Regions from separate parts of the Homo sapiens genome. Here region 1 is linked to region 2. A link is an interaction called in ENCODE POLR2A ChIA-PET data of the cell type or tissue named here. Cell type or tissue: PC-9. All regions are shown on one strand. Each heading gives the region's core, and the rest is flanking DNA. Links, peaks and the distances in the headings are about the cores only. Region 1 has its middle 25 kb from the start of LINC01629. Region 2 has its middle 51 kb from the start of LINC01629.

Region 1 (16,268 bases), core at 7,478-12,477, 78 kb before region 2:
CTGTCATCCGAGATAGACACAGAACTTGGGCCAGATGCAGTAGCTCACACCTGTAATCTCAGCACTTTGGAAGGCTGAGGCGGGAGGATTGCTTGAGCCCAGGAGTTGGAGACCAGCCTGGGTAACAGTGAGACCCTTTGTCTACAAAAAATTTTAAAAATTAGCTGGGTATGGTGGCGCTGGCCTGTAGTACCAGCTACTTGAAAGCTGAGACAGGAGGATCACTTGAGCGGGGGAGGTCGAGGCTGCAGTGAGCCAGGGTTTTACTACTGCACTCGAGCCTGGGTGACAGTGACACCCTGGCTCAAAAAAAAAATAAAATTATATATACACACAATGAACTCTTAAAACTTAACAATAAGAAAACAAACAACCAGATTTAAAAAATGAGCAAAAGACCCAAAGAAGATACCTTACTAAAGGAGATATATAGATAGCAAGTAAGCATATGAAAAGATGTTCAACATCATATATCTTTTTTTTTTTTTTTTTTAGATGGAGTTTTGCTCTCTCACCCAGGTTGGAGTGCAATGGCACGATCTTGGCTCACTGCAACCTCTGCCTCCTGGGTTCAAGCGATTCTCCTGCCTCGGCCTTGTAAGTAGCTGGAATTACAGGCACCCGCCATCATGCCTGGCTAATTTTTTGTAGAGACAGGGTTTTACCATCTTGGCCAGGCTGGTCTTGAACTCCTGACCTCTGGTGATCCGCCCGCCTTGGCCTCCCGAAGTGCTGGGATTACAGGTGTGAGCCACCACACCCAGCAACGTCATATATCTTTAGGGAAGTGCAAATTAAAACAACACTGGGATTCTACCACACATCTGTTAGAATATCCACAATCCAGGACACTGACAGCACCAAATGCTGGTGAAGATGTGGAGCAACAGGAACTCTCACTCATTGCAGTGGGAATGCAAAATGGTACATTTGAAGACAGTGTGGCAATTCCTTTCTCTTTTTTTCTTGAGACAGGGTCTCACTCTGTTGCCCAGGTTGGAGTGCAGTGGCACGATCTCAGCCCACTGCAACCTCCATCTCCTGGGTTCAAGTGATTCTCCTGCCTCAGCCTCCCTAGTAGCTGGGATTACAGGCACGCACCACAGCACCTGGCTAATTTTTGTATTTTTAGTAGAGGTGGGGTTTCACTATATTGGCCAGGCTGGTCTCAAATTCCTGACCTCAAGTGATCCACCCACCTCAGCCTCCCAAAGTGCTGGGATTACAGGTGTGAGCCACCACACCCAGCCTCAAGTTCGGCAATTTCTTTCTTTCTTTTTTTTTTTTTTTTTGAGATGGAGTTTTGCTGTTGTTGCCCAGGCTAGAGTGCAATGGCATGATCTTGGCTCACCGCAACCTCCACCTCCCGGGTTCAAGCAGTTCTCCTGCCTCAGCCTCCCGAGTAGCTGGGATTACAGGCATGCACCACCACCCCGGCTAATTTTGTATTTTTAGCTGAGACAGGGTTTCTCCATGTTGGTTAGGCTGGTCTTGAACTCCCAACCTCAGGTGATCCACCCGCCTTGGCCTCCCAAAGTGCTGGGATTACAGGTGTGAACCATTGCGCCCGGCTAGGTTCAGCAATTTCTTACAAAACTAAACATACTTTTACTATATGATCTGGCAATCATGCTCCTTGGTAGTTACTCAAATAAACTTAAGTTCACACAAAAACCAGCACACGAATGCTTATAGCAGCTTTATTAATAATTGACAAAACTTGGATGCAACCAAGATATCCTTCAGTAGGTGAATGAGTGAATGAACTGTGGGACATCCAGACAATAGGATATTATTTGGGGCCAAAAAGAATTTCACTACCAAGTTATGAAAAAACATGGAGAAATCTTAAAAGCATATTGCTAGTCTGGGCATGATGTCTCACACCTGTAATTCCAGCACTTTGGGAGGCCAAGGCAGGAGGATTGCTAGAGCCCAGGAATTCTAGGCTGTATATGATTGTGCCACTGTACTTCACCCTGGGTGACAGAGAAGAAAGAAAGAGAAAGAAAAGAAAGAGAGAGAGAAAGAGAAAAAGAAAGAGAAAGAAAAGAAAAGAAAGAGAGAGAGAGGAAGGAAGGGAGAGAGAGAAAGGAGGGATGGAGGGAGGGAAGGAAAGAATGGAGAGAGAAAGAGAGGAGGAGAGGAAGAGAGAGAAAGAGAGAGAAAGGAGAAGAGGAAGAGAGTGAGAAAGAAAGAAAAAAGAGAAAGAAAGAGAGAAAGAAAGAAGCATATTATTAAGTGAAAGAGGCCAATCTCTTTTTTGAGATGGAGTGTAGCTCTGTTGCCCAGGCTGGAGTGCAGTGGCATGATCTCGGCTCACTGCAACCTCCACCTCCCAGGTTCAAGCGATTCTCCTGCCTCAGCCTCCCTAGTAGCTGGGATTACAAGCGCCCGCCACCACGCCCGGCTAATTTTTGTGTTTTTAGTAGAGACAGGGTTTCACAGTGTTGGCCAGGCTGGTCTCGAACTCCTGACCTTGTGATCTGCCCGCCTCGGCCTCCCAAAGTGCTGGGATTACAAGCATGAGCCACCGAGCCTGGCCAGGCCAAAGAAGCCAATCTTAAAAGGCTACCTACTGAATGATTCCAACTATATGACATTCTGGAAAAGGCAAAACTATGGAGACAGCAAAAAGATCAGTTAGAGCAATGAAACTATTCTGTAGGATACTATGATGATGGATACAAGCCATTGTACATTTGTCCAAACACATACAATGTACTACACCAAGAGTGAACCCCAATGTAAACTATGGACCTCACTGATGATGATGCATCCGTGTAGGTTCACAAATCATAACAAATGCACCCCTCTGGTCAGGGATGTTGATAATGGCATGGTGGAGGCGATGCACGTGTGGGGACAGGGGGTATATAGGAAATCCATGTACTTTCTTCTTAATTTTGCCAGATTGCTCTAAAAGATGAAGTCCATTAAAAAAAAAAAAAAAAGAGGCTGGGCTGGGCACAGTGGCTCACGCCTGTAATCCCAATACTTTGGGAGGCCAAGGCGGGCAGATCACCTGAGGTCGGGAGTTCAAGACTCACCTGACCAACACGGAGAAACCCCATCTGTACTAAAAATACAAAATTAGCTGGGCATGGTGGTGCGTGCCTGTAATCCCAGCTACTCGGGAGGCTGAGGCAGGAGAATCGCTTAAATCCAGGAGGCGGAGGTTGTGGTGAGCCAAGATCATGCTGTTCCACTGCAGTCTGGGCAACAAGAGTGAAACTCCGTCTCAAAAAAAAAAAAAAAAAAAAAAAAAAAAGAGGTCAGGCACAGTGGCTCATGCCTGTAATCCCAGCACTTTGGGAGGCCGAAATGGGTGGATCGCTTGAAGCCAGGAGTTTGACGCTAGCCTGAGCAACATGGCAAAGCCCCGCCTCTACAAGAAATACAAACATTAGCCGGGCATGGTGCTGTATGCCTATAGTCCCAGCTACCTGGGAGGCTGAGGTGGGAGGATGGCTTGAGCCCAGGAGGCAGAGGTTGCAGTGAGCAGAGATTGTGTCACTGCATTCCAGCCTGGGTGACAGAGAGAGACCCTGTCTCAAAAATAAAATAAATTCAATTAAAAAATAAAAGAAAGGCCGGGCGCGGTGGCTCACACCTGTAATCCCAGCACTTTGGGAGGCAGAGGCGGGCGGATCACGAGGTCAGGAGATCAAGACCATCCTGGCTAACACAGTGAAACCCCGTCTCTACTAAAAATACAAAAAAATTAGCTGGGCATGGTGGCGGGCGCCTGTAGTCCCAGCTACTCGGGAGGCTGAGGCAGGAGAATGGCCTGAATCCGGGAGGCGGAGCTTGCAGTGAGCCGAGATTGTGCCACTGCACTCCAGCCTGGGCGACAGAGAGAGACTCCGTCTCAAAAAAAAAATAAATAAATAAAATAAAAGAAATAAAAGAAAAGAAAAGAAGAGAAGGGAAGAGAAAAGAAAAAAGAAAAGAAAAGCTTATATTCCTTCAGGACTCCCTTTCCTTCTCTCCTCACGGACATTCTTCTGCTGCCCAGGTGTTGTGACTTCCCCTCAGGGGAATGTGTTTGCTAGGTCTGCCTGTCCTTTTCTCCTCTGGATTGGCTGAATCCTATGTTAACAATTTTCCAGTTTAGGGGCTGGCCTGGCTGGAAGCTCCTGGATCTCTGTGGCTCCTCTGCCCTCCCTGCAGCTCTCTACCCTACCTTCCTGTGGCCCACTGTCCTTCTGGAAAGAATTTCATAAACAAATGACAGCCACTGTAAGCCCTGTCCTGGTATAAATATGTACCCTGACACCCAACTGGGGAGATGGAAATTCAAGATTGGTGAGAGAAGAAGAAAATCCTGAGTAACTCATTAGCACCACCTCCAACCAAGCTTAATCTTGCCTCCTTTGGTGTCAGACAGCGGCAAGACGAAAAACATCTTCCCTCCTCGCCCTCCAGGGATGAAGCTGTCACACAGAACAGACTTGAGGGGGGCCCACCAACTGTGCGCCCCACTTCCATTTCCCAGGTCTTGATTAAGACTTTTAAAGGCAGTTAGCTCTGAAAAGATTAGGGCATCTCCACCCCCATGAATAGTACAAAATGAAATCAATATTAAGCCACAAAATAAGTGTGAGGAAGCCCTTCAACATTTTGAATTTTCCCATGATGACAGCTTTGAAGTTGTTTATTTTTTGAAATATCAAATATGAAATTCTTGGTTTTCTTTTTTTGAGATGGAGTCTTGCTCTGTTGCCCAGGCTGGAGTGCAGTGGCGCGATCTCGGCTCATAGCAAGCTCTGCCTCCCGGGTTCACACCATTCTCCTGCCTCAGTCTCCTGAGTAGCTGGGACTACAGGCGCCCGCCACCACGCCCGGCTAATTTTTGTATTTTTTTTTTTAGAGACGGGGTTTCACCGTGTTAGCCAGGATGGTCTCGATCTCCTGACCTCGTGATCCGCCCGCCTCGGCCTCCCAAAGTGCTGCGATTACAGGCGTGAGCCACCGCACCCGACCTCAATATGAAATTGTTTTTTTTTTTTTTTTTTTGAGGCGGAGTCTGGCTCTGTCGCCCAGGCTGGAGTGCAGTGGCGAGATCTCAGCTCACTGCAAGCTCCGCCTCCCGGGTTCACTCCATTCTCCTGCCTCAGCCTCCCGAGTAGCTGGGACTACAGGCGCCCGCCACTACGCCCGGCTAATTTTTTGTATTTTTAGTAGAGACGGGGTTTCACTATGTTAGCCAGGATGATCTCCATCTCCTGACCTTGTGATCTGCCCACCTCGGCCTCCCAAAGTGCTGGGATTACAGGCGTGAGCCACCGTACCCAGCCAATATGAAATTCTTAAATGATTTTCTCCTTCGCTGGCTTCCTTCCTGTGGGTTTTGTTTGCATGTTGCTCTTATCTGTGATCAGCCCTCACCCCCAGCTGGCCTTCCTGCCTCCACCAGGCCTGCCCTGGTGCTGGACGTGAGGAGGGTGGTTCTAGGGCTGAGCTTGAGGACCCCAGGGGGTCCTTTCATGGAAACTGGCCTGGCGTGCAGAGGGGAGGGTCGCAGAGTCAAGTCCCCTCTCACCAAGGTTAGTGGGCTTGCTGAATAGTCCAGGGTATACCAGCTTAGGGCTGATCAGGGCTGAGCTGAGCAGGGAGGGCAGAGTCCTGGGTGGCTATCAAACTTGAATCAAATCAACAGACAGCTACTGCGGTCCATGTTGTAGGCAAAAAACAAGTTGGCTTGGACGGGAAGGCCAGTACTGGGGTCTTATTATCTGGTGGCCTTGGGCTCTTCTGACCTGTGGGTGGCTCAGATGGTGGAACAGAATGGTCAAGAACCCACTTGGATGCTGCCCATCAGCTCAGGTACATTACTGTCTATAAGGACAGGAGGATCACCCGCATTACAAATAGGCAAACTGAAGCCAGGGCCCATGCCCAGTGATGGAAGAGCTGGATCTGTCTGTCTGGCTCGGTCTGGAGATTTTGCTCACAGTAAGCCTCCAGGGTCCAGAGCCTGGGGCTCCTCACTCATGAGTTTTATCATTGTCTGGCACCTTCTGTTGCTGGAGGGAGAGGTGAGAGGCCTACAGGCATTTTTGTCCTGTCTGCATATTTGGTCCACTATGTGTTGGGCGTTCGCAAATCTGTTACCTCATCCAGGCTGCATCCCTGCAAAGTGGGGAGTGTGGGCCCCATTTTACAGATGAACTCAGCAAAGGAGAGGGACTTGCCCAAGGTGGGGCATATGGTGGGGACTTCTGGCCCCCTGGAAGGGAATCTCCACGGATGCAGAGTCTGTCTGGCTCCCAGCTATAACCCCAGGCCACAGCCCCCAGCACAGCCATCAGTGCATTGTCAGCAAGCAATACATATCTGGTGAATGAGTAAGTCAGTGAATAGTGAATGATTGCTTGATTCCGTTTGGCCCCAAATCTTTGCCCTTTCCTGGTTTTCACCTAGTCTGGGGAGCTGCAGCTGAAAGCAGAATCCCTGGGCCTTCCTGGTGGAAAAGTCTCCCTGGGCTGTGCTGGTGAGAGCCCCTGGGTGAGAGGCCTTAGCAGTGCCAAGGCCTCCCAGCTTCTGCCTGCTCAGGGAACCCCTGCCCTCACCCCTGCCTGCCGCAGCCATCCCTAGTGGCCACATATAGTCCCAGAAGATGCAGGGAGGGTTTCGCTGCAGAATAAACATATAGGCTGTACATCCAGTGATTCAGAAGATCCTACTGTGCTGGCCTCCCTCTTCCCCAAACCATGCTGTTGCCATAGCAACAGTTGCCAAACTAGAGCTTGCTGAGGGCATCCCAATTAACCCCTTCCTGGTGCACAGGGCCCTCAGTACACCTGTCCACATGGCCTGGATGCCCACAGCACTGATGCCCAGGCTGAGAGACAATGGCACAGGGGCAACTTGTGCCAGACAGAGGCAGGGTGGTATTGTGGGCAGAAATGCAGGCTTTGGCGGTCAAAGGGCCTGAGTTGAATCTCTGCATCAGCTATGCGAACTTGGATACTCCAAGAAAACTTTCAAGCCTCAGTTGCAATATGGACCTAATACTGTGTCCACTCACAGAGCTGTTCTAACAGTAGGCTGGATAAAGAATGCATCATAATGTCCAGTGGAATACGTGGCATGCGGTTAATGCTCGTGACTTTGGGCTGGGTTCATGCTCTCTGCATAGGAGGAGCTGGCCAGCATGCTGTGTGTACATATCCAGTCCACTTCTGTTATGCGGGGCCCCAGGGCATGTTAGGGGTGGGCACATAGTTACAGGCATACAGAACAGGGATTCATCTGGGAAAAAGGAAGCCGGTAGCCTCTCAAGCTGTACCAGGCCTGGAGATTGCCCTGGGAGAGCTCTCTCAAACAGCCCATTCATTCCACCTTGAACTCAACCCTCTCAAGGCCCCACTGGGCTCTGGGACTCCCAGAGTGAGAGGTTTGACTAGAAACCAAGAGGGGTAGGAGGAAGCTGATGGAGGAGGGGGTGGGTCTGTGGGTCTCTGGTGTGCAGAGGGGAGGGCTGCAGAGTCAAGTCCCCTCTCCAAAACGTTAGTGGGCTTGCTTAATAGTCCAGGGCATACCAGCTTAGGGCTGATCAGGGCTGAGTTAAGCAGGGAGGGCAGAGTCCTGGGTGGATGTCAAACTTGGACTTCCTCACACTTATTTTGTGGCTTACGAATACGTCTGAGGGGGTGCGGGTGGGGAGGACAGAAAATGAGGCTGTGCTGGAAGCTCTGGACTCACCTGGTGGCCTGTGGCCATGGCCCCCACCCCACCCCCGCCCCCTGTTAACACCAGTTGAGCAAAGGGACCCTGGGGAAAGCGACAGCAGAGAGTAGACCAGAAAAGGCAGTATTAGTGGCCACTGTTGATTGAGAGTCAGCCAGGGGCCAGAGCGATAACGCAAATAAGGCCACATTCCCTCCACCCACTGCTTAAAGCACTCTGATGGCTTCTCCCTGAGGGACCCAAACCCTCAGCTGTGGCTTACAGAGCCTCTGTCCTGGCCCCAGCCCACCTCTCTGCTCACTTTGCACTTCTCTGTTCCAAGCTGCTCTGCTCCCAGTCACTCAGACTGCTTTGTTTGTGTTGTTGTTTTTCAAATGAATTGCTTCTTTCAGCCTCAGCCTTCTGCACAGTCAAGGCAGGTGCCTCTACCTGAAATGCTCACGTACTCTTTCCCCAGTTCATTTACTGCATCTCATCAGTTACAAGATGTGCCATAGAAAAAAACCCTAACTTTTTATTTGAAATAAGTTCAGACTGAATAAAAGTTGCAAAAAATAGTACAAATAATCTTCATATTCTGTTTTACTCTGATTCCCCAAATGTTAGCTTTCTACCGTGTTTGCATTTGTACTGGTGTGATGAACACTAGAGCTATCTCTGTGCATCTCCTTCCCAACTCCCTCTTCAGTGACTTCATGGCGCCAGCTTTAAATTGGCCACAGAGAGTATTTACACCACAGAAATTGGTATCAGGGCTTTTTTGCCCTGAGAGAGTTGGTTGTTAAACATTTTCAGCATACCACCATTTTATCAATCTCTCTCTTTTATCTTTTTAAAACCTTTTTAAAATCAAATTCCCTCTGTCTCTTTTTTTTTTTTTTTTTTGAGACGGAGTCTTGCTCTGTCGCCAGGCTGGAGTGCGGTGGCGTGATCTCGGCTCACTGCAACCTCCATCTCCCAGGTTCAAGCGATTCTCCTGCCTCAGCCTCCCGAGTAGCTGGGACTACAGGCATGTACCACCACACCCAGCTAATTTTTTTTTTTTTTGTATTTTTAGTAGAGAGGGGGTTTCACCATGTTGGCCAGAATGGTCTCGATTTCTTGACCTCTTGATCCGCCTGCCTCGGCTTCCCAAAGTGCTGGGATTACAGGTGTGAGCCACCGCACCCAGCTCAAATTCCCTCTTTATATGTACAGTGTGTGTGTGTGTTCACTCATTCTTTTTATTTTTTTGTCTGAGGTGGAGTCTCGCTCTGTCTCCCAGGTTGGAGTGCAGTGGTGTGATCTCAGCTCACTGCAACATCCACCTACCAGGTTCAAGTGATTCTCCTGCCTCAGCCTCCCCAGTAGCTGGGACTATAGGCGCACATCACCACGCCTGGCTAATTTTTGTATTTTTAGTAGAGACGAGGTTTCACCATGTTGACCAGGCTGGTCTCGAACTCCTGACCTCAGGTGATCTGCCCACCTCAGCCTCCCAAAGTTCTGGGATTACAGGAGTGAGCCACCTCACCTGGCCTCTTTTTCTTTCCTTTTTTTTTTTTTTTCTGAACTGCTTGAGAGTAGGTGACAGATAAGTGTACCTTTATCCCTAAATACTTTGATACATTCTTCTTCAAAACAAGGACATTCTTTTATATAATAACCACAGTACATTTATTGAAATCAGAAAATTAGCATGGCTACATACAGTTCTATTGTCTGATGTACAGACCTTATTCAACCATCTCCAACCATCCTGCTAATATCCTTTACAGCAAAAGAAGAAAAATATTGGGCACAGTGGAAAACACCTGTAATCTCAGCACTTTGGGAGGCTGAGGCGGAAGGATTGTTCGAGCCTAGGAGTTCAAGACCAGCCTGGACAATATAGTGAGACCCTATCTCTACACACACACACACACACACACACACACACAAGCCAAGTGTGGTGGTGCACACCTGTAGTTCCAGCTTCTTGGGAGGCTGAGGTGGGAGGATCACTTGAACCCAGGAGGTTGAGGCTTCCGTAAGCCTGAATTTCCCACCTCAGGCTTCTAAGTAGCTGGGACTACAGGTGTGCACCATCAGGCCCAGCTAATTTTTGTATTTTTTTGTAGAGACAGGGTTTTGCCCTGTTATTCAGGATGGTCTCAAACTCCTGGGCTTAAGCGATCTGCCCGCCTCAGCCTCCTGAAGTGCTGGGATTACAGGCACACATTGCTACACCTGCCTATTTAATTTTATTTTTTATTTATATATTTTTTAGAGATAAGGTCTCACTATGTTGCCCAGGCTAGAGTGCAGTGGCTATTCACAGGTGTGATCATAGTGCACTACAGCCTCGAACTCCTGACCTCAGCAATCTTTCTGTCTCAGCCTCCTGAATAGCTGGGACTACAGGCACGCACCCCTGTACCTGGCTTTATTATTTTATTTTATTTTATTTTAGCACCTTCTCACTTTCTGGCACAAGATGTTCCAGGATCACTTGTATTTTCCCTGAGCCAACCTCAGGGAATTAGCTATTCTCCAAAGTCCCCTAGTTCCTTTTAGTGGAGAATGGCATTTGGAAACCAAGATTTGGGAGCTAGGGTGCTCCCTGCTCCTGGGGAAGATGCACCCTTTACATTTCTGACCACAGGATGCATTTTAGAGATGATGTCTTACAATCCCCCAGCTTGGCATTTGCCTCTTCTCCTTCTGGCCACCCCAAAAACTGAGCCCAGTAGTGACTGCTCAGCCAGGACCCCTTCCCCACACTTCTCCCCAGGCCGGTCCACATAACCCCTTTGTCCTACCTCTTCTTTCCACTGAGTCAGAGCCCAGGAGCCTACCAACCACAAACTCAGGAATTTTATACCCAGCAAAGCTTGCTGCAGGGCAAGGTAGATTTCTCTTGGATTCTACCCTATTCTGATCTCTGCCACTACACATCCTTCTTTGTTTTAAATTAGGTGGGAGAGAGAAAACTCCTCTGGGGCTGCAGAAGGTCAAAAGAGCTCTTTCAGTAAGCACAAAATAACATTTCTAAGGTTAATTGGCTGAATTTTTGTCTCAGTGTTATCTAAAATAATAGTGTGGATGATCAATAGAGTCTTAGATTCGATGAAATAGATTGCACCCAGTTATCCTTCAAAACTGAGCTCACACCACTACTCCTGAGTACTTTTCCTCTGTGTCCCTCAACACAATCAGTAACATGGATTTGGGGGTCACTGTTGGTCCATATCTCTCTGAGTGCCTTGCAAGTGGACTCACCTCTGTGTCTATCATGTTATCATATCTGTATCCTCAATGTGAGGTGCAGTTAGGCACTCAATAAGGATTTGTGGAATAAATGGCTGGATTAATTTAATCTTCTCAACAAGCCTGCAAGCACAGATGACGTTTTCTACTTTACGGGTGGAGAAACTGAGGCTCCTAGAGCCAAAGTTTGTTCAATATTACTTCGCCAGTAAATGGTAGACTCCAGATGCAAACCCAGGTGTGTCAGATTCCTATGTCTGTACAAAGTGTGTCAGTGGAGGAAATGATTTTCGTGAAGAATTGAATTCTTATTCCCATGATGAGGTTGGTCCCCAGAGTGTATAAATTCCTAGAAATTGGGGCAGCACAAATAAGGCTGGGCGCGTTGGCTCATGCCTGTAATCCCAGCACTTTGGGAGGCTGAGGCAGGTAGATCACTTGAGGTCAGGAGTTTGAGACCAGCCTGACCAACACGGTGAAACCCCGTCTCTACTAAATACAAAAAATTAGGCGGGCGTGGTGGCACATACCTGTAATCCCAGCTACTCAGGAGGCTGAGGCAGGAGAATCGCTTGAACCCGGGAGGCGGAGGTTGCAATGAGCTGAGATCACGTCATTGCACACCAGCCTGGGCAACAAGAGCAAAACTCCTTCTTAAAAAAAAAAAAAAGATGCAAGAAAGGACACAGAAGAGAGGGGCTGGTGCTGCAAAACCAGTTTCCACAGGTGGCCACAGTCACTCAGCTCATACTGCCACTAGGTTGGCCTGGGTTGCCCTGCCCCTCTATGGGAGGGCCAGGCAGAGGCATGGGTAAAGGGCAAGCAACCTGGCTGGGCCTGCCTGACCCCAGGCATGGGCCTTGGCCCCTTGTGCTGCCCGACTAGCCCTGGCCTGTGAAGGGAACTTCCACACAGACAGGCACTTTTGGAAATAATTTGAGAGGCATTAAGAAGATCATCTCGATTTCTTGATTATATGCTAAATAAGGGGTGAATAATTCATGAGTGGGGATTTCCTGGGACTAAGGGTCCCTCCCCTGTTTAGACCATATAGGGTAACTTCCTGACCTGACGCTGCCATGGCATTTGTAAACTGTTACGGGGCTGGTGGAAGTGTCTTTTAGCATACTAATACATTATAATTAGTGTATAATGAGCAGTGAGGATGGCCAGAGGTCACTTTGGTCACCATCTTGGTTTTGGTGAGTTTTAGCCAGCTTCTTTGCCACATCGTGTTTTATCAGGAGGGTCTTTGTGAACTGTTTCTTGTTCTGACCTCCTGTCTCATCCTGTCACTAAGAATGCCTAACCTGGGCCTGACGTGGTGGCTCATGCCTGTAATCCCAGCACTTTGGGAGGCTGAGGCATTGGATCACCTGAGGTCAGCTTGACCAACGTGGTTAAACCCCTCCTCTACTAAATACAAAAAATTAGCCAGGTGTGGTGGCACATGCCTGTAATCCCAGCTACTTGGGAGGCCAAGGCAGGAGAATCGCTTGAACCTGGGACGCGGAGGTTGCAGTGAGCCAAGATTGCACCATTGCACTCCAGTCTGGGTGACAAGAGTGAAACGCCATCTCAGAAAAGGAAGACCATCTCCTCTTCTAAGCAGATTTCTGTCCTAGAAATACCACAAATTATAATAACCACTCAACACTTATATACACTGACTAGGTGCCAAGTACTCACTTAATCTTCACGACAGCCCTGTGAGGTTGGGGTTATTTCCCTATTTTACAGATGAGGGTGCTGAGACACAAAGAGCAACTTGCCCAAGGTCATGATCTGGAATGTGAACTTCTTTGTTGTTTTGTTTTGTTTTGTTTTGTTTGAGACAGGGTCTTGCTTTTATTCCCAGGTTGGTGTACAGTGGTGCAATCATGGCTCACTGCAGCCTCGACCTCCTGGGCTCAGGTGATCCTCCCACCTCAGCCTCCTGAGTGTCTGGAACCACAGGCTCGAAGCAAGACTGCCAGCTAATTTTTTTTTTTGTTTTATTTTGTTTTGTTTTGTTTTGAGATGGAGTCTCGCTCTGTCGCCCAGGCTAGAGTGCAGTGGCGTGATCTCGGCTCACTCCAAGCTCCGCCTCGTGGGTTCACGCCATTCTTCTGCCTCAGCCTCCTGAGTAGCTGGGACTACAGGCGCCGCCACCACACCTGGCTAATTTTTTGTATTTTTAGTAGAGATGGGGTTTCACCGTGTTAGCCAGGATGGTCTCGATCTCCTGACCTCGTGATCCGCCCACCTAAGCCTCCCAAAGTGCTGGGATTACAGGCATGAGCCACCACACCCGGTTTTTTTTTTTTTTTTTTTTTTTTTTTTAGAGACAGAGTCTTGCTCTGTTGCCCAGGCTGGTTTCAAACTCCTGGCCTCAAGCAATTCTCCTGCCTCGGCCTCCCAAAGTGCTGGGACTCCAGGCGTGAGCCACCGTGCCCAGGCAAGGAATCTGATCTTGAACCAAGATCGTGCCATTGTACTCCAGCCTGGACGACAGAGCAAGACTCTGTCTCAATAAATAAATAAATAAATAAATAAATAAAGACGGGATGGCTTTAGGCCAGGCATGTTGGCTCATGCCTGTAATCCCAGCAAATTTGGGAGGCAGAGGCGGGAGGATCACTTGAGGCCAGGAGTTTGAGACCACCCTGGGCAACATAGGGAGAGCTCGTCTCTACAAAAAAATAGATAAAACAAAACAAAACAAAACAAAAAACTAGCTGTGGCAGCATGTGCCCCTAGTCCCAGCTACTCAGGAGGCTGAGGAAGGAGGATTGTTTAAGCCTGGGAGGTCGAGGCTACAGTGAACCATGATTGTGCCATTGTACTCCAGCCTGAGCAACAGAGTGAGACCTCGTTTCAAAAAAAAAAAAAAACAAAACAAAAAACAAAAAACAGATGGCTTCAGAGGAAGCTGATCATTACCAGACACTGAATCTGCCGACACGTTGACTGTGGACTTCCCAGAACCATGAGAAATCTATTTCTGTTGTTTATAAGCCAGCCATTTTATAAAATACCATTTTATGGTATTTTATTATAGCAGCCCAAATGAACTAAGACCGGGCATCATTATCACCTGGCCATCTATCTCTTATTGGGGTGGAGACACCAGTAGCACTGTCCAGTGCTACTCAGTGGAGAGTGACAGTTTGCTTTCCTTCCATGTGTCCTGTCTACACATCCACAGGAGGTGTGGCTGCTAGAGGGGTGAGGGTGAGCTGAGGGGCTGAGGCTGGCTCCTAGCAGGAAAGGGCTGACCTGCTTGTTGAGTCGGAGCCTCTGACATCAGAGCCCTGCCTCCCTCCCACCTCCACCCACACAACTTACACAAGCTCCTCTCCCCGGGCCACCCCAGACCTAAGCTCAGCGTGATGACGACGCAGTCACGGGTTTGCCTCTGAAATTCCCCTCCAGGAGAGCAGTGGCGGGCCTGTGCACGGCCTACCCCTTACATGGCTGCTGATGGAGGAAGCTGATGAGGGTGGGGAGGGGACGGGCAGTGAAGGACGGGGGAGGTTATAGGAGAAAGAAAGAGGAAGAGGAGGAGGAGGCATGGGCTGGTGGAGATAGGGTAGGGTGGTTGAACTGGATACACTGTCTGGATACACTGTCCAGATTTGGGCTCAGCCTTCAGGCAGGACTGGGGTGTTGGCACTGGCTAAGGGAGATTAGAACTCAGGCTTCCAGCCATGTCTGATCCAAAAGGACACCCCACTCCAGGTTCCCTCCTCTCCAAACATCACTCTAGGATCCAGGCTCCTTGTGACACTCCTATCTGGGGTCAGGGACCTCTTCCAGGAATTTATAAGAGTTGGGGCCCCCATCCTAGGAAAATCTTCCTCCACACAATCTTGAGCTACTACTACCCAGGCCATCTGTGGACCCTCCTAGAATTCTCATTAGGAACCTCAAAGCAAAGGGGGAAACAGCATTTCCCCAAGAGTTGGCAAGGATGCTTGCAAAAATAGACTCCCAGGCCTGACCTCAGCTATACTGAGGCAGACCCTGGAGGAGTGGTCTGGGGCCTACTTTTTTTTTTCTTTTCTTTTTTTTTTGAGATGGAGTCTTGCTCTGTTGCCCGGGCTGGAGTGCAGTGTCACGATCTCGGCTCACTGCAACCTCTGCCTCCCGGGTTCAAGCGATTTTCCTGCTTCAGCCTCCTGAGTAGCTGGGACTACCGGTGCACGCCACCACGCTCGGCTAAGTTTTGTATTTTTAGTAGAAATGGAGTTTTACATTGTTGGTCAAGCTGGTCTCAAACTCCTGACCTCAAGTGATCCGCCTGCCTCGGCCTCCCAAAGTGCTGGGATTACAGGCATGAGCCACTGTGCCCAGCCTGGGACCTACATTTTAAACAGGACACCAGATAAGTCTGGGAAGCTGGCTGAGGGTAGTTGTAGAGAGGGTTAGAGGAGAGGGTATTGGATAAAAAGGTAGATTCCTGGCTCCGTCTTCAGAGATTTGGATTTGGAATGGTAGGCTGGGTTCAGGAATCTGCATTTTAATCAAACAGCCCAGTGATTTTGATGCTGAGAGACCTTGAAGGAGGCCTGGAAGAGCTAAGAGCCAGCCCTAAGTGATCAGACTAGGTGGGGGCACAGGAAGGCCTGCGATAGATTCATGTGGTTTTCCAGAAAACTGCTCTAGCAACAGATTTGCCAGGCCAGGAAACTGGCTCTCCCCAGGGCTCCCAGTGAAAGGCTGTAAGGTGGGCTGGCCCAGGAGATCTTCTCCTTTCCAGTTAGGCAGCAGGGTGTGAGTCCCAATTTTGTATTCACCACCTGTGAGGCCTTGGCCAAGTCTCCTGGGGCCTCAGTTTCTCTGCCAGTGAAATGAGAGGCCTTTCCAACTCCAACAGTCTGTGACCATGTCATGATGGCCCTGGCCACGTTTCAGGGCAGCGTGCAATCCTCATCCAGCCAGCCCTCCCGACTGGCACCCTGCCCCTCCCTGGGAGAGGGCCTGGGGCCAAGAGGCTATCAGCTCAAGTCCTTCTCCACACTAGCTTTCCTTGAGGTGTGCAGCTGGAAGGGCCGCTCTCTCATCTGGAGTTGTCCCCATCCCCTGGGGCACCACGAGTGTTTGGCCTGAGTGGTTGCTGGTGTGTGTGGGAGGTGGGAGGGGCAGGGCTGGGCTGGAGACTGGAGATCAGGTGGGAATGTCAGGCCCCTGAGGCTGACACCAGCACGGCCCTATCCTCCTGCCTTCTCTGGGGGAAGCATTTCCAGGCCTGAGTGGATGTATCTAGGGTCCTGCCTGGGTGTAGTACACAGAAGGGCAGTGCCTTGGGCCTCTCCACCAAGGCTCTGGAGAGAAGATTCCTGGGAATGCGGTAACCGTGCAGG
Region 2 (16,268 bases), core at 10,075-15,074:
TCAGTAACCACAAAGCCTGTGAGATGGGAATCTCCAAAGGATGGGCTCTGGGCCCTAGCAGAGGTCTCTGAGCTGAAGTGGGCTTGCTGGGATCCACTGGTGAGGATGCAAGCAGAGAATGATCATAAGGACACATCTTTGTTGAGCTTTTAGTGCGTGCCAGGCACCTTGCTAAGTTGTTGCATGTATCCATCCATTGGATTCTTACAACCACCCTCTGAAGGAGGAAGTACCATGACCTGTATTTTCCACGTGGGAAAACTGAGGTGCAGCGATGTTAAGAAGGAGCTGGTCAGTAGAAATTTGTCTCCAGGCTGGGCGTGGTGGCTCATGCCTGTAATCCTAGCACTTTGGGAGGCCGAGGCGGGGGGATCACGAGGTCAGGAGTTTGAGACCAGCCTGGCCAATACAGTGGAACCCTGTCTCTACTAAAAATACAAAAAATTAGCTGGGCGTGGTGGCAGGTGCCTGTAATCCCAGCTGCTTGGGAGGCTGAGGCAGGAGAATCGCTTGAAGCCGGGAGGCGGAGGTTGCAGTGAGTTGAGATTGCACCACTGCACACCAGCTCGGGCGACAGTGCGAGACTCCATCTCAAAAAAAAAAAAAAGAAAAAGAAAAAGAAATTTGTCTCCAGAGCCTAACCCTTAGACACTTCCCATCATTGCTCCCTGATGATCATCATGCACGCAGTCATGGCACCAGGTGCCACCATCTTCTCCAGCGCTGCCACAGGCGGAGGAGAAACCTAAGTTCCCGTGCCGATATTCCATTTCCACGGCGCTTCTGCCTGTGACCTCTGGGAACTCACATATCAGCCAAGACAAGCCTCGTGGCAAATTTTATTAAGGTGTTCTCTCACTGAGTGACCAGAGCATGTGATTCAACCCCTTGGACCTTATCTTCTCCCTTTCTGTACAATAAGAGGCCTGTGGGGCCCCTCAGTTCCTTTGCTTTTCTGACATGCAACAATCTTAAGAAACAGCTTTCTTCAGTTCCTTTCCTTTTCTGACATGCAACACTCCTAAGAAACGGCTCTCTTCCAGGACTCCCAAGCACATTAAAGATGCAACCGATTTGCCTGGTCACAAGCACATGTGCACACACGTGAGATTCTGCGCCTATGGGTGCAAAATCCTGAACAGAGTCACACAGATGCACTATGGAACTGGGCAGGGCTTCCAACAGACTTGCATTTTTATTGTTTTTGTTTTTTTTTTTCTTTTGAGACGGAGTCTCCCTCTGTTGCCCAGGCTGGAGTGCAGTGGCACGATCTTGGCTCACTGCAAGCTCCACCTCCTGTGTTCACGCCATTCTCCTGCCTCAGCGTCCCAAGTAGCTGGGATTACAGGTGCCCGCCACCGCGTCCTGCTAATTTTTTGTATTTTTAGTAGAGACGGGGTTTCACCGTGGTCTTGATCTGCTGACCTCGTGATCTGCTCGCACTGGCCTCCCAAAGTGCTGGGATTACAGGCGTGAGCCACCGCGCCTGGCCAGGATTTTTTTTTAAAACGGAGTCTCACTCTGTCGCCCAGGCTGGAGTGCAATGGCATGATCTCGGCTCACTGCAACCTCCGCCTCCCGGGTTCAAGCGATTCTCTTGCCTCAGCCTCCCAAGTAGCTGGGACAACAGGTGTGCACCACCACGCCTGGCTAATTTTTGTATTTTTAGTAGAGACGGGGTTTCACCATGCTCGCCAGGCTGGTCTTGAACTCCTGATCTCAAATGATTCGCCTGCCTTGGCCTCCCAAAGTGTGGGGATTACAGGCGTAAGCCACCGCGCCCAGCCCACCAGGATGTTTTGTAGCGTGTCCCTCATATTGCCTGGCACAGTGCAGCCCCTAATAGGTGATCAATTTGTATTTGTGCATTGGTGGCTAGTGGAGAGCAGGTGAGTTAGGCTAACAGAATTGTTTGGTTACATGCATCCACCAACCCCATGACACTTTCAGAAACCACCATCAGGACTAAACTCCACAGTCTGCTCTCTAAGCCAGCTCCTCACTCAGTTGTCCCACCCCTACCTCCCAGCAAGTGCTAAGGCCACACCCTACATCTCCTGCTCTTCCTGTGTCTCTGCCCATCTCCTACCTTGCTTTTCCATCTCCTACATGCAGATTTGAATCCATGCCCTGAACTACTGCCTTTCCTCCCTCTCTCCTTCTTTTGATTTTCTTCTCTGAGAAGAGCCAGAGGGAGGCCTTTAAGTGGCTGTTGGAGAGGGGAGGACTTGGAGCTGGAGGCACCGAGCCCCAGGCCTGGTTGGGGGTGTCAGGTGGAGGAGGGCAGGCTCCACCCTGGCTTCTCTCCTTGCCTCTCCTCTTTCAGACCTTTCCTCCCTGAGGCCCACCTGGGGAACCAGAAATGCCAGAACTGTAACTCCACCTCTGGGATCTGCAGGGTGAGCCTGTGGTGAGTCCCCAGGTGGGTGGGGCCTGGGCGAGTGGCAAGCAAGCCTAGCAAGCCAGAGGAAAGTCCTGCAGTGTCTTTGTGTTTTGTTTGTTTTGAGACGGAGTCTGGAGTCTCACTCTGTTGCCCAGGCTGGAGTGCAATGGTGCAATCTTGGCTCACTGCAACCTCCACCTCCTGGGTTCAAGCGATTCTCCTGCCTCAGCCTCCTGAGTAGTTGGGATTACAGGCGCCCGCCACCGTGCCTGGCTAATTTTTTGTATTTTTAGTAGAAACGGGGTTTCACCATGTTGGTCAGGCTGGTCTCAAACTCCTGACCTCAGGTGATCCATCTGCCTTGGCCTCCCAAAGTGCTGGGATTACAGGTGTGAGCCACCGCGCCCAGCCAGGTCCTGCAGTGTCTACGTTCTCCTGCATCGGGGCTTCAGGATTCAGAGCCTGGAACCAATGAGGACAAAAACAAGCGCTTTTTCCATGCTCCCTTCCCAGCCCGAGGAGATGGGAAGGAAGCCAGTGTTGGGCGTGGGGTCTGCTGGTTTCTGAGTGACAAGCCTTTAGATTAGGCTGGAAATGGCCAGTTGGAAGCTCCCAGTGCTGCCTGACTTTGAACTAGGTTTGCTTGATCTGGAGCTAATGAGACACCAAAGTCTCCCTGGTGGCCGTGTAGTCTACCTGGCCCACTAACACCTTCTATGGGTGGGGGCTAAGGAGTGGCCCCCAGGCAGGACCCCAGGAAGCTGGGCTGAGCTCCTGGACAGGGGTGTGGGGGTGGGTGGTAAGGGTGGGGGTGCCTGCTGTCCCACCCAGTGGCTTGCTGGGATGAGAAGGTGTGATCTGTCCTTCCACATCACCCTCCACTCATTTCAGGCCTTTGATGGAGGCCGCCTCTGTCCTCAGGCTTATAGACCAGGACATGCACCTTCTCGGGGGTGCTTCTGCTGGCCTTGAGGCTAGGGGGATAGGACCACTGCTCTGCTCCACCCCAGCCTCCCGCCTTTACTTCCCCAGTCCCTAGGGTGGGTGCTGGAGAAGGTCCTCCTGCCACCACCCCTCATCCCACTGGCTGCGCAGCGACACCTGGTGGATCACGAGTGCCATCACAAGGAGACCCCAGAAGCCCCACACTGGCTGAGCCCTCGGTTCTAACCTCTGAGCCTCACTCAATCTCAGTCCATCCCCCCAGGGGGCTAAAACCCACCATTTCCCTCTGAGCCCAGAGTCCCAGGTACTGGGGACTGCTGGAAACAAGGAGCTGAGTCTTGGAAGGAGTCAATGTCCTATCAGACAAGGACTTTGGGGAGCCAGTCCAGGTCATAAAGTCAAGGTATTTGGCCACTAGGGTTGGATGAAGCTACCGGAAAGGTCTGGAAGGGACTGGGCCTGGGGGTGAGCCCTGGGTCAGCTCCTGGGGATTTGTGGGCACAAAGCAGATTCTGCTGCCCTCCTCAGGGCCAAATTGGAATCTGTACCAGGCCCTGAGCCTGGACTACACCCCCACTCCCCCACCCCGGGGACACACCGCGTGAACTGATTCCACACACTACTCCTGACAGCACTGCTGTCACCCAGGAGCTTGCCTGTGTGCTTTTTGTTTGGTTTTTGAGATGGAGTCTCACTCTGTCACCCAGGCTGGAGTGCAATGGCGCAATCTCGGCTCACTGCAACCTCTGCCTCCTGGGTTCAGATGAGTCTCCTGCCTCAGCCTCCTGAGTAGCTGGGACTACAGGCATGCACCACCATGCCCGGCTAATTTTCATATATTTGGTAGAGACGGGGTTTCACCATATTGACCAGGGTAGTCTTTTTTTTTTTTTTTTTTTTTTGAGATGGAGTCTTGCTCTGTCACCCAGGCTGGTGTGCAGTGGCTCGATCTCGGCTCACTGCAACCTCTGCCTCTTGGGTTCAAGCGATTCTCGTCCTCAGCCTCCCGAGTAACTGGGATTACAGGCTGCAGTCGCCTGGCTAATTTTTTGTATATTTACTGGAGATGGGGTTTCACCATGTTGGCCAGGCTGGTCTTGAACTCCTGACCTCAAGTGATCTGCCCACCTCGGTCTCCTAAGGTGCTGGGATTACAGGCATGAGTCACTGTGGCCAGCCATTGCCTATGTGTTTTTAGAACTACAGGAATAATGGGAAGAGTTTGAGCTGGCATGTCATCCACCTATTTTTCATGGTGTGACTTAGGCAGGGTCACACAGTTACAATGCAAGGGGCATCTCCCTGGAGGGGACATGGGGACAGATCACTTCCTTGTGGACTGTAGTAACCTGAGTCCATTTCACAGTAGAGCATTGCCAGGTGTCTAAATGCAGGGCGGAACAGTCACATCGTTCCTTCCTGCTGATTCTTTTGGGTGATGGGGGGTGGTCTTTTCATTATCGCTTCTCTCAGTTCCTCAGTATTGAGGACTGCTGGGGTTTGAATCTAGTTTTACAGTATTACAGTGTGGCCTTGGTTCCATAACCTCTCTGTGCCTCAGTTTCCTCACCTGTATAAAGATTGTAATGCTACCTACTTCACAGGGTTGTTATGAGGATTCCATGAGCTAAGGTATGGAAAGTGCTTAGGAGAATGCCAGGCGCATGGTCACTGCTGAGAATCATTGATAAGAATTATTTCCCCACCCCCTCAGAAGGCAGTATATGCGGGGAGTGTGTCTTAGCTTGGGCTACCATAACAAAACATCATAGACTGCATGGCTTAAACAACAGAAACTTATTTTCTCACAGTTCCAAAGGATGGAAGTCCAAGAGCAGGGGGCCAGCAGGATTGGGTCCTGGTGAGGGCTCCCTTCCTGGCTTGTGGATGGCTGCCTCCTCACTGTCTGCCCACACTGTTTCCTCTGTGCATGTCAAGAGCAGAGTATCTTTTCCCCTTCTTATAAGGCTACCGATCCTTTTGGATTAGGGCCTCACCTTTATGACTTCATTTAACCTTAATTACCTCCCAAAGGCCCTATCTCCAAATATAGTCACATTGGGGTTAAAGGCTTCAACATACAAATATTTTGGGAGGACACAATTCAGTTCATAGCAGAGTGGAACACTGATTGAAGAACTCAGGTACTGCATGTATAGCAACCAGTGACACTAAGACCCAAGTCTTCCTTGGCCCTGTGGCTGGGGCTGGTTTCTCCTGTCAGCAGCTTGAGGTAGTAGAAGGATCAACAGGGCAGATGGGCTATTCTAAGCCCCAGGTCCCTGTAATCCCAGTGCCAGGGGATGCAGATCTCCCATCATGGAGGCAAGTATTGAATGCAGAGTCCATGCTATTTCCTGGGGTAATATGTGGCTGGGCACAAAGACATTCTTTTTCAAGGCTGTCAAATTTGAGCTTGAAAAATGTGCATGCTGGCATGGGCCACGGGTTGGGTTAGGTGAGGTCCTTTCTTTCTTTCTTTTTTTTTTTTGAGACGGAGTCTCACTCTGTCACCCAGGCTAGAGCGTAGTGGCATGATCTTGGCTCAATGCAACCTCTGCCACCCGGGGTTCAAGGGATTCTCCTGCCTCAGCCTCCTGAGTAGCTGGGATTATAGGTGCCTGCCACTGTGCCTGGCTAATTTTTGTAGTTTTTTTTTTTTTTTGAGATGGAGTCTCACTCTGTCACCCAGGCTGGAGTGCAGTGGCACGATCTCGCTTCACTGCAAGCTCCGCCTCCTGGGTTCACACCACTCTCCTGCCTCAGCCTCCCGAGTAGCTGGGACTACAGGCGCCCGCCACCACGCTGGGCTAATTTTTTGTATTTTTTAGTAGAGACAGGGTTTCACCATGTTAGCCAGGATGGTCTCGATCTCCTGATCTCGTGATCCACCTGCCTCGGCCTCCCAAAGTGCTGGGTTTACAGGCGTGAGCCATCACGCCTGGCCAATTTTTGTAGTTTTTAGTGGAGATGGTGTTTCACCATCTTGGCTAGGCTGGTCTTGAACTCCTGATCTCGTGATCCATCTGCCTCAGACTCCCAGTGTGCTGGGATTACAGGAGTGAGCCACCACACCCGGCCAGGTGAGGTCCCCTCTATAAGGCTGACTACGAGATTGTCAAAGCACATGGCAGAAGAGATATGCTGGGGCTATGGGTTTCTTTGGCTAGACTATAGGTATAAACTGGCAGATTCTACCTCTCCATGTGCTCAATACCTCTCTCACAGCCCAACTTGGAGAGATGCTGCTGAAAGATTACATTACTTAGGACGGTTTCAGTTTCAAGTTACAGAAACCCAAATCCAACTAGCTTAAGCAAAAAGAGAGTTTATTAACCCTCAACTGGGCACCACCTTCAGGCACAGTTTGATCTAGGGGTTCAAACAATGTCATAGGCGTTTTATCTCCTTAGTCTCTCAGCTTTGTCTCCTTCTATGTACTGGCTTCACTCTGCACATGTGCTTTCTCTTGTGTCAGAAAGATGACAGCTAGTAGCCTTAAATTCACATCTTTCCTTCTAATAAATTCCCAGAAACATAATTTCTGTCTTTCATATATTAGGGAAGACTCTTTTTTTTTTTGAGATGGAGTCTTGCTCTGTCGCCCAGGCTGGAGTGCAGTGGTGTGATCTCGGCTCACTGCAAGCTCTGCCTCCCGGGTTCAAGCCATTCTCCTGCCTCAGCCTCCCGAGTAGCTGGGACTACAGGGGCCCACCACCACACCCGGCTAATTTTTTGTATTTTTAGGAGAGACGGGGTTTCACCGTGTTAGCCAGGATGGTCTTGATCTCCTGACCTCGTGATCCGCCTGCGTCGGCTTCCCAAAGTGCTGGGATTACAGGCATGAGCCACCGTGCCTGGCCAGGGAAGACTCTTAACTGGACCTTTAGAGGCCATGTCCACTAAAGGATCAATCAACATAGGGAGGAACCTCTGGCTGGGCAGCCAAGGTCACCTGCCTACCCTTACATTCTTGGAAGCAGGTAGGGCCCCCTGCAGAGGGAGAGAAGTTCCCCATGGAAACTAAAGGGAGTTGGATGGGGAAGCAAGTTGGCTATGCAAAGCCATCACTGCCATATTCTTCTTAGAGGGACTTCAAGTCCCAGGAGGACTTCTTTTTCTTTTTTTTGAGACGGGGTCTTGTTCTTGCCCAGGCTGGAGTGCAGTGGCACCATCACAGCTCACTGCAGCCTCAACCTCCTGGGCTCAAACGATCCTCCTGCCTCAGCCTCCCAAAGTGCTGGGATTACAGGTGTGAGCCATTGTGACTGGCTGCCCAAGAGAACATCTGTCTTCACATTGGAATGGCAGCACAGGAATGTTAAAACTTGTCAGGTCCACCCCAGCTCACTTGACAAACAAGAGGACTGAGGCCAAGGTAAGCACCTTGCTCAAAGTCATCCTTCTTTCTTCTGCAGAGGCATGACATCATTGTTGGCTCTGTGTCTAATTATTCCAGTCAAGATCCAAGTGCCTGGCCCAAGGGTTGTCTGAGAATCCCTCTTCCCCTAGAGTGGCTCAGCACACAGCCAGGAAGTGACGAGGGTATTTCAAGAGGCTCCTTATCGATTAGCCCAAGGTGTCTGGCCCAGTCCTCACCCTCCTCAGGGCCATGGGCTGGGAGCCCTCTCATCTCTCCTTTGCTAGTGGAGGCTGGGGAGACTGCGAATGGCTATCAGGACTTGAGAAGGTGTGGCTGGGAGATTGGCTACGAATGCATGGAGATTACAAAACAGGGAGATGGGTCTCCATGTGTGGTCTCTGTGATTCATCTGAGGGTCCGAAGTTCGAGCTCACCTCCTGGGGAGGAAGTGAGCATTGAAAGGCCTGGTGAATTCTGATCAACATGGGATCCTCAACCCAAATCATCTCTAGATGCTGTCTTCATTGGGCTCCTCCTCCAAGGCAGGATGTGATGTCAAGAGAGGAGCCCAGAGGGAAGGCAGCTGCTTCCTCCTTCTCACCACAGGACCACAGCTTCTCTCTTTTCATGTGTGCATGGCCACACTGGCCCACCTCACATGCTCTCCACACAAGCCACCTGCCTCCTGCTACACCCATGCCATTCATGTTCCCTTGCCACTGGAACACTGGCCCATAGAAAGCACCCATTATGGTCGGGCACGGTGGCTCACACCTGTAATCCCAGCACTTTGGGAGGCCAAGGTAGGTGGATCATGAGGTCAGGAGATCGAGACCATCCTGGCTAACCTGGTGAAACCCCGTTTCTACTAAAAATACAAAAAATTAGCCGGGCATGGTGGCGGGTGCCTGTAGTCCCAGCTACTTGGGAGGCTGAGGCAGGAGAATGGCTTGAACCTGGGAGGCGGAGCTTGCAGTGAGCCGAGATCGCGCTACTGCACTCCAGCCTGGGCGACAGAGCGAGACTCCGTATCAAAAAAAAAAAAAAAAAAAAAGAAAGCACCCATTATAGGCCAGCTATTGTTATTTATTTATTTATTTATTTTTGAGACAGAGTCTCACTTTGTTGCCCAGGCTGGAGTGCAGTGGTGCCATCTCGGCTCACTGCAACCTCCGCCTCCCGGATTCACACCATTCTCCTGCCTCAGCCTCCCAAGTAGCTGGGACTACAGGCGCCCGCCACCACGCCCGGCTAATTTTTTTTTTTTTTGTATTTTTAGTAGAGACGGGGTTTCACTGTGTTAGCCAAGACGGTCTCGATCTCCTGACCTCGTGATCCGCCCGCCTCAGCCTCCCAAAGTGCTGGGATTCCAGGCGTGAGCCACAGCCTGCTATTATTTAAATCAGTGGTCCTCAGGGTTGAATCTCCCCTAGGAAGAATTTTGGAAATGTGTGTGCCCGCATGAGCGTTGGTGGTGGTGGAAATGTTGCCTTCTCATGCAGTCATGCCTAAACATTTACATACGGAATGCAGTCATTCCTGACCATTTACATATTGAAATACCTGTTGTTTCATTTTAATATTTTTCCTTTATGATATAGTTATAATAATAATGATTAAAATATATATATATATATATATATGTATATGTATGTATATATTTTTTTTAGATGGAGTTTCACTCTTGTTGCCCAGGCTGGAGTACAATGGGGCCACCTCAGCTCACTGCAACCTCCACTTCATGGGTTCAAGTGATTCTCCTTCCTCAGCCTCCCGAGTAGCTGGGATTACAGGTGCCCACCACCACACCCGGTTAATTTTTTGTATTTTTAGTAGAGATGGGGTTTCACCATGTTGGCTAGGCTGGTCTCGAACTCCTGAACTTAGGTGATCCACCCACCTCGGCCTCCCAAAGTGCTGGGATTATAGGCGTGAGCCACCGCGCCTGGCCGATTAAAAATATTATGTCAGTAGGTAGGTTATATTAACACATTTACTTTCAGGTTGCTGTTACAAAATATTTAAAAATCAATTTTAAAGGGAATGTCATTGGGTCTCAAGGGATTGAGACCCACAGTTCTAGATGGCTGGACTTATATTGCCACTCTTTTTATTTTATTTATTTATTTATTTTGAGACCAAATCTCGCTCCGTCACCCAGGCTAGAGTGCAGCGGTGCAGTCTTGGCACACCGCAACCTCCACCTCCTGGGTTCAAGTGATTCTTGTGCCTCAGCCACCCGAGTAGCTGGGACTTCAGGCACACACCATCATGCCTGGCTAATTTTTTTTTTTTTTTTTTTTTTAGTAGAGACGGGGTTTTGCCATATTGGCCAGGATGGTTTTGAACTCCTGGCCTCAAGTGATCTGCCTGCCTCGGCCTCCCAAAGTGCTGGGATTACAGGTGTGAGCCACTGCAACTGGCCCACTCTTATTTTTAAGCAGGGCACCTTCCCCTCTGAACTTGGCACACACACACACACACACACACACATTTAAGTCCCTGTCACCAGCTACCTGCACCTTCTCTGTGCATATCTAGGACACATCTGGTCCAATTCTGTCCCCTCCCTACTCTCACCTGCCCCCAGCATTGCAAGGACAGGCCCAGACTGGTAGAACTCAATCACGTGTGCACGCAGAGAACCAGCCAGGGTACCCAGCCTCTCCTGCTGGCTGTCAGGTCTAGGAAAAAGATGATCAAGTGTGGTGGCTCATGCCTATAATCCCAGTACTTTGGGAGGCTGAGGCAGGAGGATTGCTTGAGCCCAGGAGGTCAAGACTACAGTGAGCCGTGACTGCACCACTGCACTCTAGCTTGGGGGACAGAGTGAGATTCTGTTTCAAAAAAAGAAAAAAAAAAAAAAAAGGCCTGGCACAGTGGCTCACTCCTGTATTCCCAGCACTTTGGGAGGCTGAGATGGGTGGATCACGAGGTTAGGAGTTCAAGACCAGCCTGGCCAACATGGTGAAACTCTGTCTCTACTAAAACTACAAAAACTAGCCAGGCACGGTGGCAGGCGCCTATAATCCCAGCTACTTGGGAGGCTGAGGCAGTAGAATTGCTTGAACCTGGGCGGCAGAGGTTGCAGTGAGCTGAGATGGTACCACTGCACTCCAGCCTGGGTGACAGAGGGAGATTCTGTCTCAAAAAAAAAAAAAAAAAAAAAAAAAAGATACAAATGAAAAAGGAAAAAAGATGGATGTGTGCCATGTGCGGTGGCTCACGCCTGTAATCCCAGCACTTTGGGAGGCTAAGGTAGACGGATCACTTGATTTCAGGAGTTCGAGACCAGCCTGACCAACATGGTGAAACCTTGTCTCTACTAAAAATAAAAAATTAGCTGGGTGTAGCTGTAGTCCCAGCTATTTCGGAGGCTGAGGCAGGAGAATCACTTGAACCCGGGAGGCAGAGGTTGCAGTGAGCTGAGATCACGTGCCATTGCACTCCAGCCTGGGCAACAAGGGTGAAACCCCATCTCAGAAAAAAAAAAAAAAAAGAAAAGAAAAGAAAAAGAAAGATGGATATGTTCCTAGGAAAGGCATTGCTTCTCACCACACCTTCCTACCTGCTCAGCCATCACCTCACAGTGCCAGCCATCATCCCCTCATCACCCCCTACCAAAACACCGCCTCCCCACCCCCACTCCCCACACAACTGAAACACAGCCTGGACTCTTCCAAGTCAGGTTTGTCATTGTTACAAAATGATCATTGTAAGAAAAAGGAACAAACCCATAGAGTAGAACTCACACCTACTCCTATTATCCAGAGAAAGCCCCTGCTGATATTCTGAGTTTTTTCCTCGGAAATCATACCTCTGTATTTTGTGTGTGTTTTTTTATTATTATTATTTTTTGAGATGGAGTCTCGCTCTGTTGCCCAGGCTGGAGTGCAGTGGTGCGATCTTGACTGCAACCTCCACTTCTCCAGTTCAAGAGATTCTCCTGTCTTCAGCCTCCCAAGTAGCTGGGATTACAGGCGTGCATACCATGCCCTGCTAATTTTGTATTTTTAGTAGAGATGGTGTTTCACCGTGTTGGCCAGGCTGCTCTCGAACTCTTGACCTCAGGTGATCCACCCACCTTGGCCTCCCAAAGTGCAGGGATTACAGGCAGGAGCCACTGTGCTCGGCCTGTATTTTATGTTTTAATAATCTCTCTGCACATGCTGTTTTGTACCTTGCTTTTTTTTTTTTTTCTGCTCAATTACATATCTTGAACATCTTTCCAGGCCATTAACTATTCTTCTACCAAGAAATGTCAATGGCTGCCCAGTATTCCATAAATAAATCAGTGTTTATTTAACCAGCCTACTGATTGCTAGACATTTTGTACCTCATTCTTGACTTTGTTTGAATCTCGGCTCTGCACTTAATAGCTGCGTGCTAACAGGAAAGTCACTTCCGCTTTCTGAGCCTCCGTTTGCTCATCTGCCCGCTGAGCAGCCTAATGCCCCAGTGCCCTTAAGGCATTGCTTCAAAGATCTGAGTTGGTGGATGATGCAGCGCTTGGCACGGTGCCGGTGACACATCCCCCTAAGTGTTTTCTCAGTGTGAGTCTTCATCGGCTTCTCTGCTGTGCCTTCTTCAGCTTGTTTGCGAGTTCCTGGTTCATCCTGACCACCCTGAAAGGCCGCCCCTGGGACTTTGCATAACTCATTCTGTCTCCTGGTGTGTAAGTCTCTCTCCTGGTTCCCAGCAGGAGTGTAGGAATGAGTGCTTGTCCTGGACTCTGGGCTGGGAACTAGCACCTAGTGGGGACTGGACTAGGATGACTTGGGCCAATTTCTTTTCAGGCTGAGCTTGGATTTCAGATCAGATCTCTTAGGACAGAGCCCTTGGGAATTCCCATGGTGTGAATGTCCTGGGCCAGCGGGAATGGCTGCTCGCTCATCTCTTCCAAGGTGAGTGTGAAGGTCTGCCCAGGCCCCTGGGTGCATGCCAAGCTGTGTGCTCCCACCTTGATGTCCAGAGATGTAACCCTCCCAGACGGTGAGTATGCTCCAGGAGCCTCCCACACCTGCCACGGGCCACTCTTTCTGGGGCTGTCTCTGTGTGAGGGTCTGGCCGTGGCTGCCCTAGACCCACTCAGGAAGACTTGCTTCTTCAGCCAAGTCTCCCTTCTGTCCAGCCACTGGTGTGACTCATCACAGAGCCCATTTCTACTGCAAAAAGAAATGCTCAGACCTACGGCCCTGGTTACAAAAGAGGCCACTCAGCTGAGGATCTGCTTCCAACAACTGGAATGCCGACCCTGAATAACCCCAAGTAGAAAACGCGTGTATAGAGCTTGTGTGCGCAAGTACACACACACGCATGTCCTCACGTACCCTCCCACGCGCTCTCACTCGCTCTCCAGCATGCCCATCCTTATCCGCTCACACATTCACACACATGTATGCACGCACGCAACTACCCTGTGCTGTGCCAGACAGCAGTTACTCTGGCTCAGCTTATGTTTTTCGTCATGCTGTTCTGAGAAAAAAGAGAATATGTTTGGAGAGACCCCAGCTGCCAGACAGCAGTGCTTTTCTTCCCCCCCTAATTTTGGCCCCATAAGTCAGATCTCAATTTTCTTTACCCCTTGAGCAGTGAAAGAGAAAGGGGCACACACCACAAACCAGAAATGAGACAGAAGCCTGGTGCAGTGGTGTGCACCTGCAGTCCCGAATACTCAGGAGGCCGAGGCTGGAGGATTGCTTGAGGCCAGGAGTTTGAGTCCAGTCTGGACAACATAGCGAGACCTTGTCTCTAAAAAAAAAACTTAAAAAAAAAAAAAACACATGAGACAGAGACCTCTACCCTGTGACACCCTGGTTATCTGATTGCACCTGGTGCACACTCTTCAGTGGGATACAGAGATTCTTACTTCCTCTTGACCTACAAGATAAGCATATAGTAGGTCAGAGTGCTGGAGGGAGGTGGAGAGGGGTCAGGAGAGAGAAGACTCGGGACTGGCTTTGGGAAGGAAGCAGGAATGGAGATGGGCCTGGAAGGATTGAGAAAATCTCATCAGAAGAGGCCAGGTGCAATGGCTCACACCTGTTATCCTAACACTTTGGGAGGCCAAGGTGGGAAGATTGCTTGAGGCCAGGAGTTTGAGACCAGCCTGGGCAACATGGTGAGACTCCCTGTCTACATAAAATTTAAAAAAATGATGTGGGCGTGGTGGCCCACACCTACAGTCTCAGCTACTTGAGAGGTTGGGAGGGGAGGATCACTTGAGCCCAGGAAGTAGAGGCTGCAGTGAGCTGTGATTGTGCCAAGACACTTTAGCCTGGGTGACAGCACAAGACTTTGTCTGAAAAAAAAAAAAAGGCTTAACAATCCATCCCTTTCTAAGTCCAAAACCAGTACAGAATCAGCCTAGAAACCTTTATAATCTAATTTAACTTAACAAATATTCAAATATTTACTGAAGGTCTAACATGTGCCAGGCACTGTCAAAAGATGCCAAGAGAAGAAAAACATTCCTTCTTCGAACCTTCCCCAGGGAAGCGCTGTCACCCTTTGGGCATACACTTCCCACGCTTTCTGAGACAGGGTCTTTGCAGATGGGCTGGTCAGCACCATCCTGCAGCTTCTTGGGGACTATTCGTCTGCGTGGCAGAAGTGCAAGAGAGCTGTCAGGAGTTGGAGGACTTGTAACTGCTGCTTACTCTCTTCCTACAGCACAGTGGTTCACAATCTGGGAGATTTTGTCCTTCAAGGACATGTGGCAATATCTGAGACATTTTTGGTTGACATAAATAGAGGAGGTGCTACTGGTAACCCCCCTGCAAGGCAAAGGACAGCCCCCACAGTGAAGAGGGAGCTGGCCCCAAGTGTCATCAGGGCTGGGGCCAAGAAGCACTGCTGTAGCATATTAGTTCTGGTTGCTGTGATGGTGATTCCTTAATAGCATCTCTCACCATTTCTTTCTTTTTTTTTGGAGGCGGCGGGACAGAGTTTCAAAAAGGCAACGTCTGCCTCCTGGGTTCAAGCAATTCTCCTGCCTCAGCCTCCTGAGTAGCTGGGATTACAGGCGCCTGCTGCCACGCCGGCTAATTTTTGCATTTTTAGTAGAGACAGGGTTTCACCATGTTGGCCAGGCTGGTCTTGAACTCCTGACCTCAGGTAATCCACCCACCTCAGCCTCCCAAAGTGCTGGGATTATAGGCGTGAGCCACTGTGCCCAGCCATCTCTCCCCATTTCTTTATTTTATTTTATTTTTTTGAAATGGAGTCCCACTCTGTTGCCCAGGCTGGAGTGCAGTGGTATGATCTTGGCTCACTGCAGCCTCTGCCTCCTGGGTTCAAGCGATTGTCCTGCCTCAGCCTCCTGAGTAGCTGGGACTACAGGTGCCTGCCACCACGCCCGGCTAATTTTTGTATTTTTAGTAGAGATGGAGTTTCGCCAAGTTAGCCAGGCTGGTCTCGAACTCCTGACCTCAGGTGATCTGCCCGCGTTGGCCTCCCAAAGTGCTGGGATTACAGGTGTGAGCCACCTCGCCCAGCCATCTCTCCCCATTTCTAATGCACGAATCCAATCCATCATGGCCTGGGAAACTAGTTACTTAAGCTTGCTAAGACTGCTTCTAAAAGAAGAATAAAGAGGTACAGAATCCAGCACCATAGACTACCCCATGAGTCAAATGCATGAGCTTTGTGATCCTGACTGAGGTTTGACTAGGGCTTAGGAACTAGACTCATGACTCAGTGGGTCTACCAAGGTGGGTGGTGTCAGTGGCAGGGATTCTGGGCCTTCAAGAGAGGTGTTCACGCACAAAGAACAGATCCTGCCCTAGGGCATTAATCAGAACTCTCTGGTACCCAAAGGGCAGCTTCCTCCCTTGGTTGGACCATGGCCCACTCCTGCGGTTTGTGCCTTTTCTATCTGGGCATTGAATCCTGGCATCTTTGGCTTCTGCTCCTCACTGTTTCAATTCCTGGCCATACCCCATGCTTTGTGCCACCCCATGATTTGGTTTCCATGTTCCATCTTGCCCTCCTGCCTCCTCCTGGCCCCTGCCCTACAGCCAGACAGATGGAACAATAGGCCCCCTTTCCTCCTTCTGGATTTTCTACAGTGTTCCGCATAAACAGGGTGGCCACACTCGTGGCCTCTTTGTATGGCTTTACCATATTTGGTTTGGGAACACATCATGTATGTAATGTGCCAGCACTCTGTTCTTGGCTCGGGCTGGCTCATTCCAAGTTTTATAGGACTTCTTTGGTTGCAAGTGATGGAAATCAACTCTGGCTGGGCTAAGCAAAACAGGAATCTTTTGGAAAGACCCCAGAGGCATCTCAGGAATTCCAGGGCAGAGATGCCACTGGGCCTCAGGGATTGACTAAAACCAGGAACAGGGCACTGTGGGAGCACAGAAAGCCCTCCCTCTCCTTTCTGCCCTCTGCCTCCTGCTTCTTCCCCACATCTGCTTTCTGGGATGCTCGGAACTTGGGGTAGAAAATATCCAGTGAAAATAACAGTGGCTGGGCTTACATGTCTTCCATTCAGGGGAGCCGTCAGCCTGGGCTGGAAACTCTCGGTCCTGATTGAAAATTTCTGGGGGGAAAGATTTCTATGGCCGGTGG

The links. ChIA-PET counts read pairs that join two places held together with the same protein. Peaks named below come from ENCODE experiments on the same cell type or tissue, not always from the same donor. Only the 100,000 strongest peaks of a DNase experiment are listed, where the experiment ranks them.
Region 1: POLR2A ChIA-PET joins it to region 2 with 6 read pairs; 4 of 35 experiments call an interaction of 5 or more read pairs at or near these places.

The regions. Positions count from the first base shown.
Region 1 is chr14:76,976,123-76,992,390 of GRCh38, reverse strand. No RefSeq gene overlaps it. Among named protein-coding and RNA genes, the nearest start is that of LINC01629, 25 kb to the right of the region's middle. RefSeq lists enhancers at 11,246-11,745, 13,838-14,339, 14,287-14,416. In PC-9, for the core only: no CTCF peak of the experiment used is centred there; no DNase peak of the experiment used is centred there.
Region 2 is chr14:76,900,988-76,917,255 of GRCh38, reverse strand. No RefSeq gene overlaps it. Among named protein-coding and RNA genes, the nearest start is that of LINC01629, 51 kb to the left of the region's middle. RefSeq lists a silencer at 1-70 and enhancers at 8,344-8,403, 12,314-12,363, 11,643-12,842, 12,668-13,405. In PC-9, for the core only: no CTCF peak of the experiment used is centred there; DNase peaks (open chromatin) are centred at 12,125 and 12,875; H3K4me3 peaks cover 364 bases; H3K27ac peaks cover 2,242 bases.